2 separate regions of the Homo sapiens genome follow, and region 1 is linked to region 2. A link is a contact called in ENCODE Hi-C or POLR2A ChIA-PET data. All regions are on one chromosome and are shown on one strand. Each heading gives the region's core, a stretch centred on a gene start or an enhancer-like site at or near the end of the contact. The rest is flanking DNA. Distances are from core to core; before and after follow the strand shown.

Region 1 (5,827 bases), core at 671-3,170, 290 kb after region 2:
GGAGGATAGGTGGAAGTGGGTAGGGCATCCTCTCAGAGGACTCCTCAGGGAACAGGCTCTGGGAGGGCTCCATGGGGCTGAGACTCACACGACTGCTGGGTTGGAGCACTTGCCACTGGTGTAGAAATACTCCTTGATGTGGGCACGGGGCAGTGGGCGGGCAATGTAGGCAAAGCAGCAGGGTGTGGTGTCCGAGGAATCTGGAAGAGGAAAGGAAGGAGGGAGACCCTTTTATTCATTGCTACTGCACACTTGACATTGTGCTGGACACTTTATATGATTTATTTAGAAAGAACTGTTATCTTCCTTGACAGAAACTGAGGCTCAGAGAGGTAAAGTCACTTGGCCATGGATAAACAGTGGCAGAGTGGGGATTCCAATGCCTCATCTAATCCTTGAGCCAAGCTTGTATCCATCCCTCTACACCATAACCTTCTGCCCTGGGCTTTCAGGGCCTCCTCCTGGCTTGTCCTGGGTCCTCTGGCTTCATTCTTGCCCTTCCAGCATCCTCAATGGATTTGGAACTTGGTTTCTTTGAGACCTAGGGCAGGTTGTGGGGAGGCTTCCAAAGCTCAGGCTCCATGACTCAGCCAGGATCCTAAGAAGGGCCTGGAGATGCATATTGTATCTTGGGAGCTCTGGTTGAGCTTCAGTGAGAAGGGCTCTCAACAGAGAACTTCTTGTTGGTCAGTTAATTCAAGATGACGTTGGGAAGCATCAGTTGCCACTTCCCAGCAGAGGAGTAGTTTTTATTTTCCCAGCAAGATGGAACCAGGTTTGAATACCAGTCTCCCCATTTCCTAGCTGTGTGCCTCCATGGACAAGTTACTTAACCTCTCTGTTTTCCCATCTGTACATCAAGGACAGCTACTCAAAGAAGGGTTGTGGGTATTAAATAAGATGTACAAAAATCGGCTGGGCACGGTGGCTCACGCCTGTAATCCCAGCACTTTGGGAGGCCGAGGCGGGCGGATCACGAGGTCAAGAGATCGAGACCATCCTGGCTAACATGGTGAAACCCCGTCTCTACTAAAAAATACAAAACATTAGCAGGGTGTGGTGGCGGGTGCCTGTAGTCCCCGCTACTCCGGAGGCTGAGGCAGGAGAATGGCATGAACCCGGGAGACGGAGCTTGCAGTAAGCCGAGATCGTGCCGCTGCACTCCAGCCTGGGCGACAGAGCGAAGACTCCATCTCAAAAAAAAAAAAAAAAAAAAAAAAGATGTGCCAAAATCAGCACAATGCCTGATCCATAGTAACCATTTAATTAGCTTTTATTATCCTCTCCTTGTTTTTATTTGTTTTTTAAATGTATTCACTCTAATAAAGCCACATACCCTCTCATAAGCCAATTTTTTTTACATTTATGAAATGAGAGAGAATATGGCTGTCTCAGGGTCTCAGGAAGTTTTAGTTTAGTTAAATTTCTTAGAAACCCTGCTGCTGACAGGCATGAGTCAGACGTGTTTCAAAGTCAGTGTGAGCTACTCATGACTACTAATCTCCCCAACATGAGTCCACACTCAGTGAACACCTGTAGGCCTTGAGGGTGTAGACCTTAAAGACAGAAAAACTGATCAGGAGATCCCTGCCATGAAGCAGCATAGAGATCTCTCAAGGACAACAGGACATATGGGTAAGACAATTCATAAGAATGTAAATAATGGGGTTCAGACAGTATTCATGCTACAGTTGAAAAGAGGGCAAGGTGTGGGACAGTCATTGGGATGGGGTAGGCATTCTAGGCAGAGTCTGACTCCAGGGGCTGTGGTGGTCAAGACCAGGACTTACATGGGGAGGCAGATGCAGGAGCGCAGAGGGCAGTAGCAATGAGGATGACAGCGAGGGCTGCCGCGGAGACCTTCATGGTACCTGTGGGAGAGGCTGTGCGAGGTCCACGTGCTGTCTTGATCCTCTGCAGGAATCCTCTGCAGCTCAGGCTGGCCCTTTATAGGGCCAGTTGAGGGGCATCCCCTAAGGGGAGTTTCCAAAATAGCAACCAAGCATTGGCCGGTATCATAAGTGAAATTGCACAAAACGGAAAAGAAAACTGAAATAGCCTCCGGAAATTCGAGTCTCTGTCTCTCCCTCACTGCTCTCTCATCTAGAGTGAGCTCATCAGTTTCCTCTTTGACCAAGCACCAATGGTGGAAAAATTTCTCTGCTGACATCCTTAGTTTTACCTTCCAGGGAAGGGGTCCTCCTCAGAGAGCAGGAAGCCGCTTTCTTGGGGACAACAAGGAGTGGCAGTTAGGACAGGATCAGAAGTCACTGAGTCTTTATTACTCACTGAGTCACTGAGTCTTCAAAGTTCCTGCTTATTCATTACAGATCTTACCTCCTTTCCCTCATCCATGGAAGGATGTTATTTATAAAGTGTTTTATTGAGGAGGGTCCTCTGGATATACAGTCCCCAAAGGAGGTGAGCACACTCACACTGTAAATTGAGGCAGTTGATCTGAGCTGGGCATTGGGAACCTTTTCACAAGATATGAGTTGGAATGAGTCCTCTTGTGGGAATTTCTTGCTTTCATCCTGGTCATAGGGTCTCTCCCATTTACTTGCTAAGCGACCTTTGGGAAAAGTGCTTAATGTCTTTGAGTTCTATTTCCTTGTTTATAAAGTGGAATAATTGATTAGAGACTTGTTGAGAAGCAGAGGGAGAGAAAGATATCTTACAGCATACTCTATCATTATTGGCTACCATTTACCGAGGGCTTATCTGTGCCAGCCACTATTCCACTGTCCTAGCGCGTGTCAACTCATTTACTATTATTATCCCCATTTTATGAATGAGGAAACTCAATAAATACTGGGATCCCATCTCACTGTAAGGCCTTCTTGGGCACAAAAGTTACAGAATATGAAAGCTTCAAAGGACTTTAGGGATCATTTTTTCCATGTTCTTCAGTTGCACAAGAGGAAACCAAGGCCCAGTGAGCAGGAGTGACTTGCTAAGAACACACAGCAAATGAATGACAGAGTTGGGATCAGAACCCAGTTGCCCTCACTCCCACTTCAGTGCTCTGTCCATTAAGTACTGCCCAACATTAAAGGGTTCGTGGTTAGGAGTATCCTCAAAACTGAACCCATGTGGAACTTCTGGATTAGAGCTAGGGTCCTTACTGCATTCCAAAGAACTGGATACAGTAAGTCTTCATCAATTCCTATTTTAGTAGTTCAGAATTAGCAACAATTTGGTCCGGGCTAGGCTGAAATTGGCATCTGAATAATAATAATAATATTATTATTATTATTATTATTATTGAGACAGTCTTGCTGTGTCGCCCAGGTTGGACTGCAGTGGCACAATCTCGGCTCATTGCAAGCTGTGCCTCCCAGGTTCACGCCATTCTCCTGCCTCAGCCTCCCAAGTAGCTGGGACTACAGGAGCTGGCCAGAATGCCTGGCTAATTTTTTTGTATTTTTAGTAGAAATGGAGTTTCACCATGTTAGCCAGGATGGTCTCTATCTCCTGCCCTCGTGATCCGCCCGCCTTGGCTTCCCAAAATGCTGGGATTACAGGCCGTACCCGGCCGGCATCTGAATTATTTAAGAGAAAAGTGTTTATTGAGAGTGACAAAAGCGGCCGGGCGCGGTGGTTCACGCCTGTAATCCCAGCACTTTGGGAGGCCGAGGCGGGCGGATCATGAGGTCAGGAGATCGAGGCCATCCTGGCTAACACAGTGAAACCCCGCCTCTACTAAAAATACAAAAAATTAGCCGGGCGTGGTGGCGGGCGCCTGTAGTCCCAGCTACTCAGGAGGCTGAGGCAGGAGAATGGCGTGAACCCGGGAGGTGGAGCTTGCAGTGAGCCGAGATCGCGCCACTGCACTCCAGCCTGGGCGACAGAGCGAAACTCCGTCTCAAAAAAAAAAAAAAAAAAAAAGAGAGTGACAAAAGCAAAATAAACAAAATGTAACCCCCTACTGAGATCATTTTCTGTTAGCTACTCTCACACTTGTAACATGGTGGTTGACGGTGACTAAATCACCCAGAATGGGAAGACTTTGCCACATTTCTTCCTCACGATGACTTTGAGGCAGAGTGGTTGTTCTTCTCATTTGACCAAAGAGGAAAGTAAGCCTCAGAACAGATAATTAACATCTTCAAGATCACGCAGCTGATAAGTGGGATTTGAAGGCAGGTGTTTCTGATGACCATGCTCAAGCTCTGTCCAGTGAATCACATCAGTAAGTCAGTTAACAGTTATCAAGACCTTTCGGCCAGGCGCGGTGGCTCACACCTGTAATCCCAGGACTTTGAGAGGCCGAGGCGGGCGGATCACGAGGTCAGGAGATCGAGACCATCCTAGCTAACACGGTGAAACCCCGTCTCTACTAAAAATAGAAAAAATTAGCCGGGCGTGGTGGCGGGCGCCTGTAGTCCCAGCTACTCGAGAGGTTGAGGCAGGAGAATGGCGTGAACCCAGGAGGCGGAGCTTGCAGTGAGCTGAGATCGCGCCACTGCACTCCAGCCTGGGCGAAAGAGCAAGACTCCGTCTCAAAAAAAAAAAAAAAAAAAAAAAAGACCTTTCTAGGTTACAGGTGCCATTCCAAGCTTTTTTTTTTTTTTTTTTTTTGAGACAGAGTGTCACTTTTTTGATCAGGCTGAAGTGCAGTGGCACGATCTCGGCTCACTGTACCCTCCACCTCCCAGGTTCAAGCAATTCTTCTGCCTCCTGAGTAGCTGGGATTACAAGCGTCCGCCACCATGCCTGGCTAATTTTTGTATTTTTAGTAGAGACAGGATTTCGCCATGTTGGCCAGGCTGGTCTCGAACTCCTGACCTCAGGCGATCCGCCCACCTCGGCCTCCCAAAGTGCTGGGATTACAGATGCGAGCCACTGCGCCTGGCCTTGTTCCAAGCTCTTTACAACAATCCTCTCATACCCTCCTTACAGCTCAATCAATTAACAATGGAAACGTAATTTTGGAAAGTATGGCCATCTCATTTAAAGAAACAAATTGCAAGCACTTTAGAAACATTCATCCAACCACACAAAAATGTTCTACCAATTGTTTCCTTCACAAAGCCCCGTTAGGTCTAAGGTAAGTTACCAAACATGTGAGAGGTTCTGGAAAAGGCGGTGGGTTAAGAGCAGGGACTCGGCAGTTTCTCCTGTTTATTGTCCAGGTGGCCTCAGGTAAATTATTAATAATCTCTCTGGTCTCAGTTTCCTTACCTATAAATCAGTGATAATAATAATAATAGTTCCTCACACAACTATCGAGACAATTAAGTCCCTATAAATGTTCTCATGCTTGCAAAGCTCTTAGTGCAACGTCTGACGCATGTTAAGTACTTAATAACATTGCCTATTATTATCATGTTATCATTAAGAGTAAGATGTCAGTGCCTTTAAGGATATTCTGTAATTTATGCTTTTCAACAGTCTAAACTAAACCCCCAGTCAATATGTATTCGTATTTGTTACAAAAAAATATTTATTTATTACAAAAAGCCTTTTTTTTTTTTTTTTTAAGACGGAGTCTCTCACTTTCGCCCAGGCTGGAGTGCAGTGGCACAATCTCGGCTCACTGCAAGCTCTGCCTCCCGGGTTCACGCCATTCTCCTGCCTCAGCCGCCCGCGTAGCTGGAACTACAGGCGCCCACCACCTCGCCCAGCTAGATTTTTCTGTTTTTAGTAGAGACAGGGTTTCACCATGTTAGCCAGGATGTTCTCAATCTCCTGACCTCGTAATCTGCCCGCCTTGGCCTCCCAAAGTGCTGGGATTACAGGCGTGAGCCACCGCGCCCGGCCACAAAAAGTCTTTTTTAAAACAGATGGGTAGTTGAGGCTTAGAGTGGTTAAGTGACTTATAGTC
Region 2 (5,551 bases), core at 2,817-5,316:
AGCCTCCCTAGTACCTGAGACTACAGGCATGTGCCACCATGCCTGGCTAATTTTTGTATTTTTAGTAGAGTCAGGGTTTTACCATGTTGGCCAGGCTGGGCTCAAAGTCCTGACCTCAGGTGATCCACCTGCCTTGGCCTCCCAAAGTGCTGTGATCACAGGCGTGAGCCACCACGGCCAGCCTCTTGAAGATTTTTCTAATGACATCTTTACGAAATCTACCTCTGTCTGCTAGCAGTTGTACCTTGAACGAGTTTTTTCTCTCTCTCTCTCTCTCTCTCTCTCTCTCTCTCTCTCTCTTTCTTTTTAGAGACGGTCTCACTCTGTCACCCAGGCTGGAGTGCAGTGGCATGATCATGGCTCACTACAGCCTCAAACTCTTGGGCTCAAGTGATCCTCCCACCTCAGCCTCCCAAAGTGCTGGGATCATAGGTGTAAACTGCTGTGCCCAACTCTGTAACCAGGTTTTTCTAACCTCCTCCATTCCTTATGATTTAACCCAGCAGTATAGTTATCGATTTGGTGATGAAATTTGGGGAATAGGTCTAGGCTAGAGATAAGAGATTTTGGAGCCATATATGTAAGAAAGATAATTAAAACCATGGTATGCTAAAGGGTTAGTGTAGAGAAAATGTATGAGTATAGAACTAAACTTGAAAAAATTGGCTGAGTTTGGTGGCTCATGCCTATAATCCCAGCATTTGGGGAGGCCAAGGCAGGAGGATCACTTGAGCCCAGGAGTTGCAGACCAGCCTGGGCAACATGGCAAGACCCCCTCTCTACAAAAAAAGAAAATTAGCTAGGCGTGGTGACACATGCCTGTAGTCGCAGCTACTTGGGAGGCTAGGTAGGAGGATTGCTTGAGCCTGGGAGGTCAAGGCTGCAGTGAATTGTAATGGCACCACTGCACTCCAGCCTGGGCAACAGTGCAACACCCTGCCTCAAGAAAGAAAAAATCCTTGCCACTGTTTTCCTCAGATACCATTTCTGCTTTCTTTGGTCATACTTTCTTATGAGTTATCTGCAACTCCTGTTTTTATTTCCTCATTTCTAATCCATCCTCAAACATCTGCAGTATGACTTTTGCCTTCATATCTCTACTGATTTCTCAGCAATAACATCAAATACCTCCATGTTACTAAATCCTGTAGACACTTTTTAGCCCTTCTCCTGTCTATGGCAACTAATATTGTTGATCACTTATTTATGCGTTTAGTCAACATATATTAATTTGTGTGTGTGTGTGTGATGGGGCTAGCCTCATGTGTGCAAGAGTGAACAGATTGGTATAGTCCCTACTTTCATGAAACTCTGAAAACATCCTAAAATATACTATTCTGCTTTTCCTCCTACCTCTCTGACTACTCCTTCTCAGTCCTCTTTGCATTCTTGGGTTTATCTGTTTCTACCCCAAGCACTCACTCTCCACATTCTTCATGAATAATGTTCATGCCCACAGATTGAATTATCATCTGTATGCTCACAGTTCACAAATTTAACTCCAGATCATTCCTTATCTTCAGACACATATAATCAAGTACCTCTTGGGTAGAGATCTTCACTCTAACCTAACGTATAAAATGAACTCATCACCTCCCTATTCTTCCCCAAACTTCTGCCATTTCTTATATTTTCCTATTTTCAGTGACTAGTACCACCGTTCCTCCCTTGCCCTAACCTAAAACATAAGCCTTATCAGCCCTAGTGTCAGACTTCCTGGGTTCAAATCTTAATTCTACCTTTGTGTGTGTGTATGTGTGTGTGCGTGTCTGTGTGTGTGACTGCAAGCTCCGCCTTCCAGGTTCATGCCATTCTCCTGCCTCAGCCTCCTGAATAGCTGGGACTATAGGCGCCCGCCACCACGCCCTGCTACTTTTTTTTTGTATTTTTAGTAGAGATGAGGTTTCACCATGTTAGCCAGGATGGTCTCGATCTCCTGACCTCGTGATCTGCCCGCCTCAGCCTCCCAAAGTGTTGGGATTACAGGCGTGAGCCACCGCGCCCAGCCATCTTAATTCTACCTTTTAACTTCTCTGTATCTCTTAAAATAGAGGAAGTAATAGTACCTACTTGGTTATCAGGTGGTGCGGATGTAAAAATGTACTTAGCAGAGTAACTGACATAAAATCATAATAAATATCAACAGTTATTTGTTTAAACCACCATCATCGTGTGGCTGGATCATGTCAACAGTTTCCTGAGTGGTCTCCCATTAGATTATGAGCCCGTGATGGTCCCAAAAGGTGAAAAGAAGGGAGATTGGTCCATACTTTCACCCAAAAGTGGAAGAGAATGAAGTTGGAAAAGCTTTCGGATTGATGCTATATTTTGAAAATAGTATTGGTTCATTTTTCCTTAAAATATATGCATTTTTCAGAGAAAGGAATGGAAAATAAAACAAATATAAAGAAGATAACATTTGTAATCAGCACCCAGAGGGAACCACTAATAGGTATATATACTCCTCTGGATTTAGAGTTTTGTATCTTTTTTTTTTTCTTATTTCAAAGCATTTTTCTGTATCATATTTTTCAACAATATGATTTAAAAGGCACATCCCAACATAGAAATAAATACATGTTCATTGTAGAACACTTTGAAAAATACAGAAAAATATTAGGAAGAAAAATAAAACTCTCACTATCCTGCAATAACCACTTTTAACGTTCTGCTGAATATCCAAGCTTTTTTTTTTTTTTTTTCTTTTGAGATGAGTCTGGCTTTGTTACTCAGGCTGGAGTGCAGTGGCGAGATCTGGGCTCATTGCAACCTCTACCTCCTGGGATCAAGCCATTCTCCTGCCTCAGCCGCCTGAGTAGCCGGGATTATAGGCGTGTGCCACCACCCCCAGCTAATTTTTGTTTTTTCAGTAGAGACAGGGTTTCACCACATTGGCCAGGCTGGTCTCAAACTCCCGACATCAGGTGATCCACCCACCTCAGCCTCCTAAAGGGCTGGGATTGCAGGTGTAAGCCACCACGCCTGGCCTATCCTAGCCTTTTTTTTCTATACATATATAGTCATACTGTATACTGTATTGTTTGGTGTCCTTTTTTTGCTTAACACTTTATGAATTTTCTGTCATAAAATATTCTATAACATTATGCAGCTATCTGATTTACCATAACTGTTTGCATTCTCTCACCTTATACCTGGCTTTCTAATTTCCCCTATTCCCCTATTTTAATAACAGAGGAAATAATAATACATGAGTATGTTATACAAAATTTTAATGTACTTCTGATCACTTTTTTAAGAATGAAGTTTTAAAATACTGAAACACTTTTTGACTCACAGAGTTCATAGGCAAAATGTGAGAAAAATCATCACTTTGCTCTCCATCCTTCCTTACACCCTGAAATTAACCTTAGGGACAGCTAGTTCATTTAACATCATCAATCTTGTTCTCCAGTTCCAGGTCCTGGAATCTAGCTCTTAGTGTCCGAAAGAAACTTACTTTTGTGTAAGCACACCTATTATATACTAGGCACTTTACCTAATTTATCTGGTTTAAACTTCACATGCCCGAGAGAGATACTATCATTGTCTTCATTTCACAGATAAGAAGGTTGATGAGACATTAACTGTCTCAGTCACATTCAGGGTAGGGATTCAAACTCACATCCAATGCCTCCTCAACCTCTTTTACGTGCAGCACTATCCTCTAGCCCCACTGCCCGTATATAGGCCTGGGCTATATCACCATTGTCCGCCCTTGAGCCTGGAAGGAAAATGAGCTGAGGGGTTTTGTTTTTTCAGAAAGGAACAGGATATTTCATCATCTCTATGTTTACGTTTTTCAGAGAATTTCTGTGCGAGGAAACAAATCCATTGTCAGCTTTTTAAAATATATCCCTTTGGAGTAGCCACTTAACATCCTCTGAGGCCCAGATGGGCTAGCTTGCCGGGACCAAAGGAAATCTTTGGGTCTGGAAGGCGACAAGAGATCACAGGCTTTCTAGGTCTACCGCGCACCCCGATGACGTCACGCGGCGACGTTCTCTGACGTCAGAGTTTCCTGCCCACCATCTTTGTCCCTGGCAAAGTGGGTTTTGCGCAGTGGCTTAGACCTAGAAAAGAATCGTGACGGGCAGGAAACCATTACACCACCACCTGGGCTGTGCTCTCCGGCTCCCGCCGCCACCCCCGCCCTCGCCTTCGCCTCCGCCTCCGGTGAGTTCAGGGCGGTTGCCTTTAGGGTGTGTCCCTAATTGACGGGGTCGGGGACGGAGAGAAGGGTAACACCAGGCTGGGTCGGAGACCGGCGGAGGCGAGGAAATCCTAAGAGCGTGACCGTTGATGATGCAGGGAACCGTCGGGTGTGACCATTGAGAGGGAAAAGGTTGGAGAAAGGGTCTCTACCATGATGCCTGTGGTGCGGTGAGGGAATCCTCGGGTGTGGCAGCAGGTAGTTGGGGGCAGGAGGGGAAGATGTGTTTCGGAATTGAGGGTTTAGGGGGACCAGAGGCCAGGGGTGTGGCTGATAGAGCCTGGAGGCCGTGGGGGGAACCGTCTTTCTTCCCCGCTCGGCGTCGTTCACTGAGAGGCTGAGACGTGTCCAGCAAGCCAAAGGGAAAAGGGATTCCCTCAAAGGTTTGCTCATTGATGGGCGAACGTCGTCTCTCGGGTAACTTGAGGGTAAGAGACAACCTCTTCCCTGCTCCGTAATGGAGGAGCATATCGCTAGAATCTTGACCACCTGGGGAAAGAAGAGGCATTCCTTACTCTTGGAGGAAGGAAAGAGTAACCTCCAGAATTGACCCGATGTAAGAGAGGGGGAAGCAAATGGGGGCAAATCTTAACCCAGCATCTTTTTTTTTTTTTTCTTTTTCTGGGCTCTGCAGTAATGGTCTGGTTTGGGAAAGGCTGTAGATTAAGCTGAAAGTAAAGAAACTGGAACGTCCTGTTATTTCCTTATCATTTGAATCCAAATCATTTGTTCATGCTGCTTGTTTTCAAGAGTAGTCTTCTATTGGAGGGGTGGGGTGGGGGGGGACAGGCCTTTATTGAACTCACGCGGATGCTTCATTAAACTTTTGACTTTTATTTTATTTTATTTTTGTATTTTTAGTGACAGGGTCTTACTGTGTAGCCCAGTCTGGTCTCGAACTCCTGGGCCCAAGCGATCCTCCCGCTTCGGCCTCCTAAAGTTTTGTGATTACAGGCGTGAGCCAGCGCGCCCAGCCAAACTTGACTTTTGAGAAGAAAAAATGTTTTGAAAACTGCCAAAGACTTATCATAACCATTGTGGTTTAAAAGAAAGTAAATGCATTAAGCTTAGAAAGGCAGAATGACTAAGAAAGAAGGTGGTCTCAATGAGAATCAATTTAAATGATTAGTTACCTTCCTTGTATACTTCAATTGCTTAGCCTCAGGGTACACTTACAAAGTAGTAATAGAAAGCAGCAGATGAAGGAGGTGCAGCTCTATAAGAAAACGTGTTAAGACATTCCAGTGATGACTAAGCGTGCTGGTAAGGTGAGAACTGTTTGCAGTATCTTAGCCGTTGAAACTTTCAAGGAAGCAGAAAGGATGATGTATAATGCAAACA

The links. A loop is a pair of places that touch in the nucleus more often than their neighbours do. ChIA-PET counts read pairs that join two places held with the same protein, here RNA polymerase II (POLR2A). Pooled maps may share reads with other maps.
Region 1: a loop to region 2 is called in a pooled map, with 7 times the contacts of the local background. The contact joins the promoter of CCL5 here to the promoter of AP2B1 in region 2. A Hi-C loop is called at or near these places in 4 of 50 pooled maps. POLR2A ChIA-PET finds 5 or more read pairs at or near these places in 3 of 52 experiments (AG04450, activated CD8-positive, alpha-beta T cell and activated naive CD8-positive, alpha-beta T cell).

What each region holds. Positions count from the first base shown.
Region 1 is chr17:35,878,440-35,884,266 of GRCh38, forward strand. CCL5 (C-C motif chemokine ligand 5) reads right to left here and starts at 1,921. Exons shown (of 3, transcript NM_002985.3): 1 at 1,791-1,921; 2 at 89-200. The coding sequence starts at 1,866. All of the region lies in intron 1 of LOC105371745 (a long non-coding RNA gene), which reads left to right.
Region 2 is chr17:35,583,256-35,588,806 of GRCh38, forward strand. AP2B1 (adaptor related protein complex 2 subunit beta 1) reads left to right here and starts at 4,067. Exons shown (of 22, transcript NM_001030006.2): 1 at 4,067-4,173. RefSeq lists enhancers at 3,874-4,043, 4,013-5,212, 4,474-4,583 and a silencer at 4,124-4,243.